Regions from separate parts of the Homo sapiens genome. Here region 2 is linked to region 1. The links are chromatin contacts, found by Hi-C or POLR2A ChIA-PET in ENCODE. All regions are on one chromosome and are shown on one strand. Each heading gives the region's core, a stretch centred on a gene start or an enhancer-like site at or near the end of the contact. The rest is flanking DNA. Distances are from core to core; before and after follow the strand shown.

What was found. Hi-C counts contacts between places; a loop is a spot of excess contacts on that map. ChIA-PET counts read pairs that join two places held with the same protein, here RNA polymerase II (POLR2A). Pooled maps may share reads with other maps.
Region 2: a pooled map shows a loop between it and region 1 (4-fold over the local background). The contact joins two enhancer-like sites. A Hi-C loop is called at or near these places in 5 of 37 single-sample maps with no recorded cell type and 4 of 50 pooled maps. POLR2A ChIA-PET finds 5 or more read pairs at or near these places in 3 of 52 experiments (BJ, activated B cell and activated T-cell).

The regions. Positions count from the first base shown.
Region 1 is chr9:112,217,164-112,221,891 of GRCh38, reverse strand. PTBP3 (polypyrimidine tract binding protein 3) reads left to right here. Exons shown (of 14, transcript NM_001163788.4): 14 at 1-3,457. Among named protein-coding and RNA genes, the nearest start is that of SUSD1, 44 kb to the right of the region's middle. RefSeq lists an enhancer at 2,689-2,738. Within about 2 kb of position 2,916, at least 2 of the 41 ENCODE cell types and tissues checked have a DNase peak (open chromatin) inside an H3K27ac peak, as active enhancers do.
Region 2 is chr9:112,018,414-112,023,363 of GRCh38, reverse strand. No RefSeq gene overlaps it. Among named protein-coding and RNA genes, the nearest start is that of LINC02977, 20 kb to the left of the region's middle. Within about 2 kb of position 2,508, at least 7 of the 41 ENCODE cell types and tissues checked have a DNase peak (open chromatin) inside an H3K27ac peak, as active enhancers do.

The DNA of each region.
Region 1 (4,728 bases), core at 1,667-4,166:
TCTTTGCTGTATTCCAGTGATTAATTTGAACATAGGGAGGTTTTTACAGAAGAAATTTTACCAAAAAATAGAGACTGCAAGAGATGATACAGATTGTTTAAAAAGCAGAATTCACTCACCACTGAGCAACACTTAGTTGGTAGAATAGAAAGGAGGGATACTAAGTTAAGACTTTTCAAATGGATCAGTTTGGCTGAATAGATAGATATACTCATGTATGTAGTTGTGGGAGTTTTTAGTTTTTTGTTTTTTTACTTATGAAATAAGTTTTGACCTAGACACAAGGGGTATATGAAGGAGGAAAAAAATTTCTTTGCAAAATCTCCCAAAACTTGCTTTTTTTTCCCTTCCACACAGGCACTATTATAATTTTCAGTGCCATGTTAAATTGGATTATTTCATTTACTTTAAGTTAGGAATTACTGTGTAATTTATTAATTCATGATTCTCATAACATTCAGCATAAGTGTAGCAAAGTTGCTAATAACGGAAGGGGATCATAGTGGTGTTGAATGTAACTTTGAAGTAGGGAATGGCCTTTTAAGTCTGAGAGAGAACATTTGAATCCTTTTCAGGGATTTGTGTAGGGGTGTGTTTGTGTGTGTGTGTGAATGTGTGTGTGTGTAGATAAGTGTATATACATAAATACACTCTTCTAAAGTTGTATATACATATGCACATTACATACATTTTAATTTATTGACAAAATTAACCAAATTAAGATTTGGAGATGTGGGATGTTCTTGTTTTAAAATAGCATGTTTGAAACCATCAGTTTGTGTCTAAAATTAGCTGTAGCACATGGATGTTGTCCATATTAAGCTATTTGCTGTTTGAATTATAGAGGTCTACAGTATTTGTGTTGGCATAGTTTTTGTAAAAAAAAGATTAAAAAATATCAGGATGGTGGAAAAACTAGATCTGTGTATCTCTGTTTTGGCATGCATTTATTCAGTATCTTCTAGCAATGGTTTTTCTCTGTTGATCTACCGTAGTATCCTATTTTTAAGTTTATTTTATTTTTAAGGAGTATTGTCATCACTTTTCAAGGTGTCTTGACTTCTACACAAAGTATATATATTCAGGACTTTAAAAAATAGCAGTACACATTTAACAGTAGCGAATTACACCAAAATGATTTACTTTGAGATTTGAATAATTTGCATAGCAGTAAAATGTGTTTTGTGTAACATACAAATAGAAAAATGACCCAGTATCTTAATTGATACTTACTGGAGAGTATCAGAATTACCCAGCAGCTCTTACAGAATGCCATAAATTCTTTAAGACTAAATATTGAAATCAATTATTTGAAGTAATGTTTCTGATTTACTGTTAAAAGTTGCTGAGCTCAGTTTTTGGAGATATCATTTATGCCTGCCTGTTCCCTTATGACAGTGAGGCCTTCTTTGGCTCCACCTAGTATGATAATCATGGGTTCTGTTTTAGTTGATGAGAAGTGGCTCCTATGAATGCCTCTGCTCAATTTCTTTTTATTTTACTTTATTTTATTTTTAGGGGTCTCGCCAACTCCTGGGCTCAAGTGATTCTCCTGCTTCCACCTCCCCACAGTGCTGGGATTACAGGCATGAGCCACCACGCCTGGCTCTCTGTTCTTTTCAGTGTCTCCGTGCCATCAGTCAGCAGTGCTTACATGTTTAGCATATTGTCATGCAGTTTCTCTTCTGTTCCCACGAGATATTTTTGGACAAAAAATTGACAAAAGTACATGTGTTTTTCCCCACCTATCCCTTAGAAAACCTAATGTGTACTGCTATTTTTAAAACCAAAAAGAGACAGCGTGACGATGCGTAAAGCATTTTTCTTAGCCTTTCCTTTGTCTTGATCTGTTAATGAGAACAAAACTGCCAGACTCAAAATACTCTACTATTGTGCTGAAAGAAATACAATTTAGATTGCACAAAATTTGAAAATATAACTCAGCTGTCTTTTAAAAGAGTTGTGTTGTTATCTACAAGACTATTAGCAGTCTTTTTTCAGAGCAAATTTTAACAGCTAGTTGTGAGTGGTTTAAAATATAGAAAATTATTAAAATCTTAGTTTGAGGGGTTTTATAGTGGGAGAAAAAACAGGACCAAAGTTTATGTGCCTTCTTCAGTAGTCTTAATTGACCTTTTCTTCCTATTTGAGACTAAAGTAGTATCAGTATTCTGGTTTTCAGGAAATATGTACTATATAGTTTTAAAAGAATGTTGTCCCACCAACTATTCATCCAAGCAAAGAATTGTAACTATAAATAAAGTCTCAGTTACACTTTTGCCTTTATCACATAATATTCATTGTAGAGCATTGTGCAGGTCCAAGAATAGAGCTGCTCAAAATCTTTGTGGTAGTTTCCTTAGTTTTTGTAACCTGAGGCATATGTTCCAGAGAACAGGGATATTTGTCTGGTCCAGTGACCTTGGTGATCATAGTCATAATTGAAAGATGCCTATGGCATGCTTAAATCAGCATTGTCAACTGATTTGTTGTTGTATTATTTTCACTTCTTGGATCTATGTAGTAGTTGTAATAACAAATATTTAAATAGCTATTTTTTTGATGCCATTAAAAAAATCATACTCTGGCCTTTTTTCCCCCTTACTGTTGTTTCCCAGATCTTTTAAAAATTCATCCCATATCCAGAAAGTACCAGTTATAAAGATTGCTGACCAAGCAAAGTTTTGCATCAAAGTGTCACCTCATTGCTCTGACCAAAGACTGACTGTTGTGGTTTTAACTCCTCTCTGTAAAGCATTTTGCATTTTCCCCAAGCTCCTTTCTGAAAGAAGAACCAGTGCAGAGCGGCCTTTACTTTCAATTTCTACTGCTGAATAGACTACTTAGAGAAAATGTGAGTTTCAGTGTGAACAGAATGGATTAGGATGACGAGTTTGATGGGCATTTTCAGTACTGTATCTAAGAAAAAAAAAATAGCACAGCTAGGAGCCTCTGACATTGTCTGGTGTTTTACGTGGTCTGTTCATCAAAATTCCCCTTTTCAGTTTTTAAGAATGTTCGTCTAACAGAAGAAAATGCTGTAAATATTTGTAACAACATTTTTTTTAACAAGGCCAAAAAAGAAAAAAAGGTTTTTGGGAACAAATGAACTTATAAAGTGGTTTTATATAAAACATCAATTGTCTTGTATATTTTGGATAAGCAGCAGTACCAGCTTTCATTTGTAACAGTCTGTGGCATTGGAAAAAAAGGAGTCTGTGATTGTTGAAGTGAATTATGTTATAAATGCAAAGAGAAGATAAAATATTAAAAAACATATTTTCTAAATGCGTAGTGCATGGTTAATTCAAGCTTCTGTACACTACAGTATATTCCATTTTCGTTCAGTTTGTATATTTGCTGACTATTACTTGATATCTCTAATCTCTTTTCCTAACAAATATAGCATTGTAGCATGCCTTTTAATAAATGTCATGACATCTGTACTCTCTTAAAATTTTTCTGTGTTCTTGTCTGTACTTTGGGTTTCCCTTTGTCTTACCTGTAATTCTAATGATGTCCTATTTTCTTTTCTTTTCCATAGCCATCCATCTAAACGTGTCATGGTTAGTGAATAGTGAGCACATATTCAAACAATGTTCAAAATGGGAAAAACACAAAATCTATTAACTGTCTCTGTCTTCATTTAGGAATAATTCTCGTTTTGAGGAGCAAAGTGCTTTCCTAATCTTCCTATGATGCACCTTCTCTGGCACTGCCCCGTAATGCAGGGGCATGGCGGCATGCTTTCTTGCTTGCACACTCACTCTCCTTTTTCTTTCTCTCTTTCTCCCCATATGTGCAGTGCCAAACTACAGTTGGAACACTATTTCCAGTTTTGTTCAGTATTTGGCTTCCCTACGGCATTAGTATACATACACTTTGAGACACAAGGTGTGATCTCAAACCAAATTTGTGTCCTCTTTAAAAAGGTAGCACAGATACTAGCTGATGCTACATTCCTTTTCCTTAGACAAACGTTTTACTTCTCAGATCTTTAAAGAATTGTTGGATTGCAGAAGTCTAGACTTAGCGTTCATTGTATATTTTAGTCTCCTGGAAGTGGGAATTTATTTTGAATGGAATAGAAAATTAGGTAATCACTACTAATCTTTGCTGGCTTACCTGTAAAATCTGTGGTCTCCATAAATACTGGGAAAATAAATAGGTATTTTTACATGAGGCATTTTTATCAGGAAAAGATAAAATAACTGTATGACTATATTAGGCTTTTATAAACTCGATTGACTGTGAAATGCTTATTTACTCAGCAGAGGGGTTATAACCATCATTAAGTCATGTCAGTGACCCAAGAGACCACCTAGTTCAATTTCCAGTTAACAGCAAGGAAGCCCAGGTCTCTGTGACTTGGTCCAGTGCACTCTATTGCACCCAGGTGTTGCAGTTTCAGACTTCCAAGTGCTGCTAAGGTTATGATCTTGAAGATCTGTACACAGTATTGGAGTGCTTATGTTTTCTCCTAAAAGCCACATGATCATACCTCACTGCAACGTAAAGACATTGAGTAAGTGGTGAGAATGTTTCTGATGAAGGGTAAAAATGCCTTATCTACTTCTGAAAAATTTTTTAATGTCGTTTCACATTTTAAATTTCAGAAAACTAACAAAAAATGTAGTTACTGTTTGTATGAGTTTGCTAGGACTGCCATAAAAAAGTCCCACAGACTAGGTGGCTTAGACACCAGAAATGAGTTTCTCACAGTTCATG
Region 2 (4,950 bases), core at 1,259-3,758, 200 kb after region 1:
GATATGGAGGATAGAAGGTGAAAATTAGAAATACATATAATTAGGTTTTCAGAAAAGAGAACAGGGAGAAATGAGGAAAGGCAATATTTGAAAACTTTGAGATTTAGGTGTTTATAAAGTCCTAGGTATGTCTCTTCTAGTGTACGAGAGAGTGATTAAAATTTAGTAATGAGGCCAGAGACGGTGGCTCATGCCTGTAATCCCAGCACTTTGGGAGGCTGAGGCAGGTGGATCACTTGAGGTCAGGAGTTCAAGACCAGCCTGGGCAACATGGTGAAACCCCATCTCTAATAAAAATACAAAAATTAGCTGGGCATGATGGCACATGCTTGCAATCCCAGTTACTTGGGAGGCTGAGGCTGGAGGATGGCTTGAATGCAGGAGGCAAAGATTGCAGTGAGCTGAGATCGTGGCCACTGCACTCCAGCCTAGGCAACAAAGTAAGACTCTATCTCAAAAAAATAAATTAAAACATAAAATAAGCCGGGTGCGGTGGCTCACGCCTGTAATCCCAGCACTTTGGGAGGCTGAGGCAGGCGGATCACGAGGTCAGGAGATCGAGACCATCCTGGCTAACACAGTGAAACCCCATCTCTACTAAAAATACAAAAAAATTAGCCGGGCGTGGTGGCGGGCGCCTGTAGTCCCAGCTACTCGGAAGGCTGAGGCAGGAGAATGGCATGAACCCGGGAGGTGGAGCTTGCAGTGAGTGGAGATCACGCCACTGTACTCCAGCCTGGGCGACAGAGCGAGACTCCGTCTCAAACAAACAAACAAACAAACAAAAAACATAAAATAAAATTTACTAACGAGGGGGCCTCCCTGTATTTGGACATGTACAAAACTATTTGAAATGTCAGCACCACGAATTGATGGAGGAGTAGGAGGCAGACAGAAAGACTGAGAAATGGAACTGAAATAATGACTGTCCCAGAGGGCAGCCCCCGATGGCACTGAAAATGGGGAAGTGTGAGGTTCCAAGGAGCTTGGATTGTGGGAATGGTGGTGGCAGCAGAGAGCCAGGAAAAGCAAGCTTGAGCTGACATGCTTACGGGAAATGATTATGTCTCCGAGGGAACCTGTAAAGTTTAAAAATAAACCAATAATTTGTACTCTGTTTACTCTGTGTATTTTTAATTTTTTACCAGAGAAAGGGCACGAGAGTAACTGAGAGAGAGGAGTCCAACTTTGGAAGGAGAGCAGGCCCAGCTGAGGGATCAAAATCAAGAATTAAGATTCAGAATAGTGCATTTCCAAATGAAACCACATGTTTTTAAATTAATGCCCAAACATTTAATCTATTTCTATGCAATCTTTACATAACAAGTGATCATAAGCAGGGATATTTCTTTGGGTCTTTTTTTTGAGACAGGTTCTTGGTCTGTCACCCAGGGTAGAGTGCAGAGGCGTGATCATGGCTCTCAGCAGCCTCAACCTCCCAGGCTTAGATAATCCTCTCACTTCAGCCTCCTGAGTAGCTGGGACTACAGGCACACACCACCATATCCAGCTAATTTTTGCATTTTTTGTAGAGACGGGGTTTCTCCATGTTGCCCAGGTTGGTCTCAAATTCCTGGGCTCAAGTGATCCCCTTGCCTCCCAAAGTGCTGGGGTTACAGGCATAAGCCAACATGCCTGCCCTTTCTTTGAGTCTTTTAGGCAATTTATAAAGAGAATATGGCTAGAGGAATGATTATCATCTATTGAATGTTTACCTATGGCAGGAATAGAGCTAAGTACTTTGGAAACAATTATCTTCATCATCATCATTATCATCACCACCACCATCATCAATCCTATATTAAACTTGATAAAACTGAGGTGTAGGGAGGTTAAGTCATTATCCAGGGTCACCTACCAGTACCTAGCAGAGCTAGGATCCCAACCCAGGGCTTCTAACCTAAGGCTTTGTGCCCTACAACCTGAGCTTGGAAAGTTTATGTGTATACAGAATTATATGAGGCTGGGCTCCGTGGTTCCTGCCTGTAATCTCAGCACTTTGGGAGGCCGAGGCGGGTGGATCACCCGAGGTCAGGAGTTAGACCAGCCTGGCCAACATGGTGAAAGAAACCCTGCCTCTACTAAAAATACAAAAAGTAGCTGGGCATGGTGATGCACGTCTGTAATCCCAGCTTCTCGGGAGGCTGAGGCAGGAGAACCGCTTGAACCTGGGTGGCGGAGGTTGCAGTGAGCCGAGATCATGCCATTGTACTCCAGCCTGGGCAACAAGAGTGAAACTCTGTCTCAAAAAAAAACAACAAAAAAATTACGTGAAGGCAGAAATTTGCTTCATTATTAAAAGATCCTCTGGGTGGTAAACTCAACTTGCTATTTTCTAGTTAAGAGATCAAAAAAAGACTGACCTCAGATAAAAATTACCTGACCTCTGGTACTAAAAATCAAACATTAGCAAATGATTCACTTTGCTTCTCAATGTAAAGGTGACACATTAGTGTGCTATTTTTCAAGTTTCAGTATGATTCACTTTGTTTCCTGCTAAACATATTCCCAGTCTTGCAAACTTTGATTTTAGGGTGGATGAGAATATGTGTCGTAGGTGCCTGTATGTCAAAACAATTTGTAGGATAGTTAATTTTTAAATGCCTCCTGGCAGCCGGTTTAAACATTATTATAACTACTGGCAGAGTTGAGAAGTAAATAATTTTGCCTCCTAGGAAACTACTAAATGAATGACTACTTTCTTTCTTTTTTGTATTTTTCTTTAAAAAGTTTTTTTTTTTTTTGTAGAGACAGGGACTTGCTATGTTGCCCAGGCTGGTCTTGAACTCCTGGCCTCAAACCATCCTGCTGCCTCGACCTCCCAAAGTGCTGGGATTACAGGCGTGAGCCACCGGCTTACTTTCTTGCTTCTTGTAATTGAATTTTCACACTCGACTGCATACTGGAAGTAGCTTCTCTTTCATGTCTCGTGATATTTAAATTTTTATTTTCATTTTTTTCTGCACAACTACTAAAGAACCCCACTCTGCACTCTTGTGCTTTACTAATTCTTGGCCATGTTAGAAACCCCCTGGGTATCCTTTAGCAGACTGGAAAATACCCCAATTCAAGGTATCAATGGCATTTTCCTGAAAGGACATTCTAAGTAAACTGGCTCACAGAGAATACGCTCTGTCATCTGAAGGCATCTTCGTTGCCTGTCCCTGATATTTCTTCACACCAGACCTGGTAAAAATGCACATGTCCCAGTTTCTTTTTTTTTTTTTTTTTTCTTTTTTTGAGACAGAGTCTCGCTCTGTCGCCCTGGCTGGAGTGCAGTGGCACGATCTCGGCTCACTGTAAGCTCCGCCTCCCGGGTTCACACCATTCTCCCACCTCAGCCTCCGGAGTAGCTGGGATTACAGGCGGCAGCCACCGCGCCTGGCTAATTTTTTTGTATTTTTCTTTTAGTAGAGACGGGGTTTCACCGTGTTAGCCAGGATGGTCTCGATCTCCTGACCTCGTGATCCACCCTCCTCGGCCTCCCAAAGTGCTGGGATTACAGGCGTGAGCCACCACATGTCCCAGTTTCAAAAAGCTGTATTACATTGTCAACTGATTCAGACGCCCAAAATCAGTGCACATTATAATCACCTGGGAAGCATTAAAAACTACTGATGCTCAGGTGTCACAAGCAGAGATTCTGATTTCATTGGTCTGGAGTGCCACATGGTCATGGAGATTTTAAAAAACCTCCCCAGGTAATTCTCATGTGCAGCCAAATTTGGAAACCACTGCCTCACAGTCCCAGGTGCAAGTTTAGCCATGGTCCTGTTGGGAGTAGAGCAAAAGGGAAAATGTTCATTCCAGGCAAAACCATGGTGACTACCTTGGGTCTCAGGAAGCACATCCCCTGGAGTCCTTGGAATCCAGTGATGGTAGCTTCCGCCAGTGTTCTTTCTTGGTGTCTGTCTCCCAGGGTCATCATACTTGCCAGAGAAACCTCATCATTGTTTTTACCAATGGAGAGGATGTAGTTGATTTTATTATTATTATTATTGAGACAAGGTCTCTCTCTCTCATCCAGGCCGGAGCACAGTAGCACGATCCTGGCTCACTGCCTCAACCTCCTGGGCTCAAGGGATTCTTCTGATTCACCTGCCTTGGCCTCCCAAAGTGCCCAGATTACTGGTGAAAGCCACCACGCTTGGCCAATTGTATTATTTTTTTAATCCAGCACTTAATGTTGAATTGAGACTATGCCAAGCTTTAATGGCAATACTTGTTGTGTAGAGCCTATTACTAAGTAACACTATTTTATGACAATCACATCATTTTAGTTATATTGGGAAGAAGATTATGGGTGCGTAGAACTCATTTATGGGATGTGGGTCTTCAGTTGTCGTTTATTTGCTTTCAATTGACTCCTTTGTCTTAGGCCACACACATACACATCTTGCCTGGGCTTTAAAATATTTTCCTTTTTCCTGCTTCCCACTCAATCCACCATATCACCTTCCACTGTCTTACTGCCAAATTCTTCAAGAGAACAATCTATACCTTCCACTAATCACCAAGCAGCCCCAAATCTAGCTTCCATCTGTATGGCCCCATGGAAACTCTACCCTCAAAGATGATGAATGGTTTCCTACTAACAAAATCCAATAGCTTCTCACTTCATTTTACTAGTTATTCAACACCATTTAAAATTCAGGCCAGGTGCTATGGCTCGCGCCTATAATCCCAGCACTTTGGAAGGCCAAGGCGGGTGGATCACTTGAGGTCAGGAGTTTGAGACCAGCCTGGCCAACATGGTGAAACCTTGTCTCTACTAAAAATACAAAAATTAGCTGGGCATGGTGGTGGGCACCTGTAATCCCAGCTACTCGGGAGGCTGAGGCAGGAGAATCACTTGAACCAGGGAGGTAGAGGTTGCAGTGAGCTGAGATCACCCCACTGCACTCCAGCCTGAGTGACAAAGTGAGATTGTTTCAAAAAATAAATAAATAA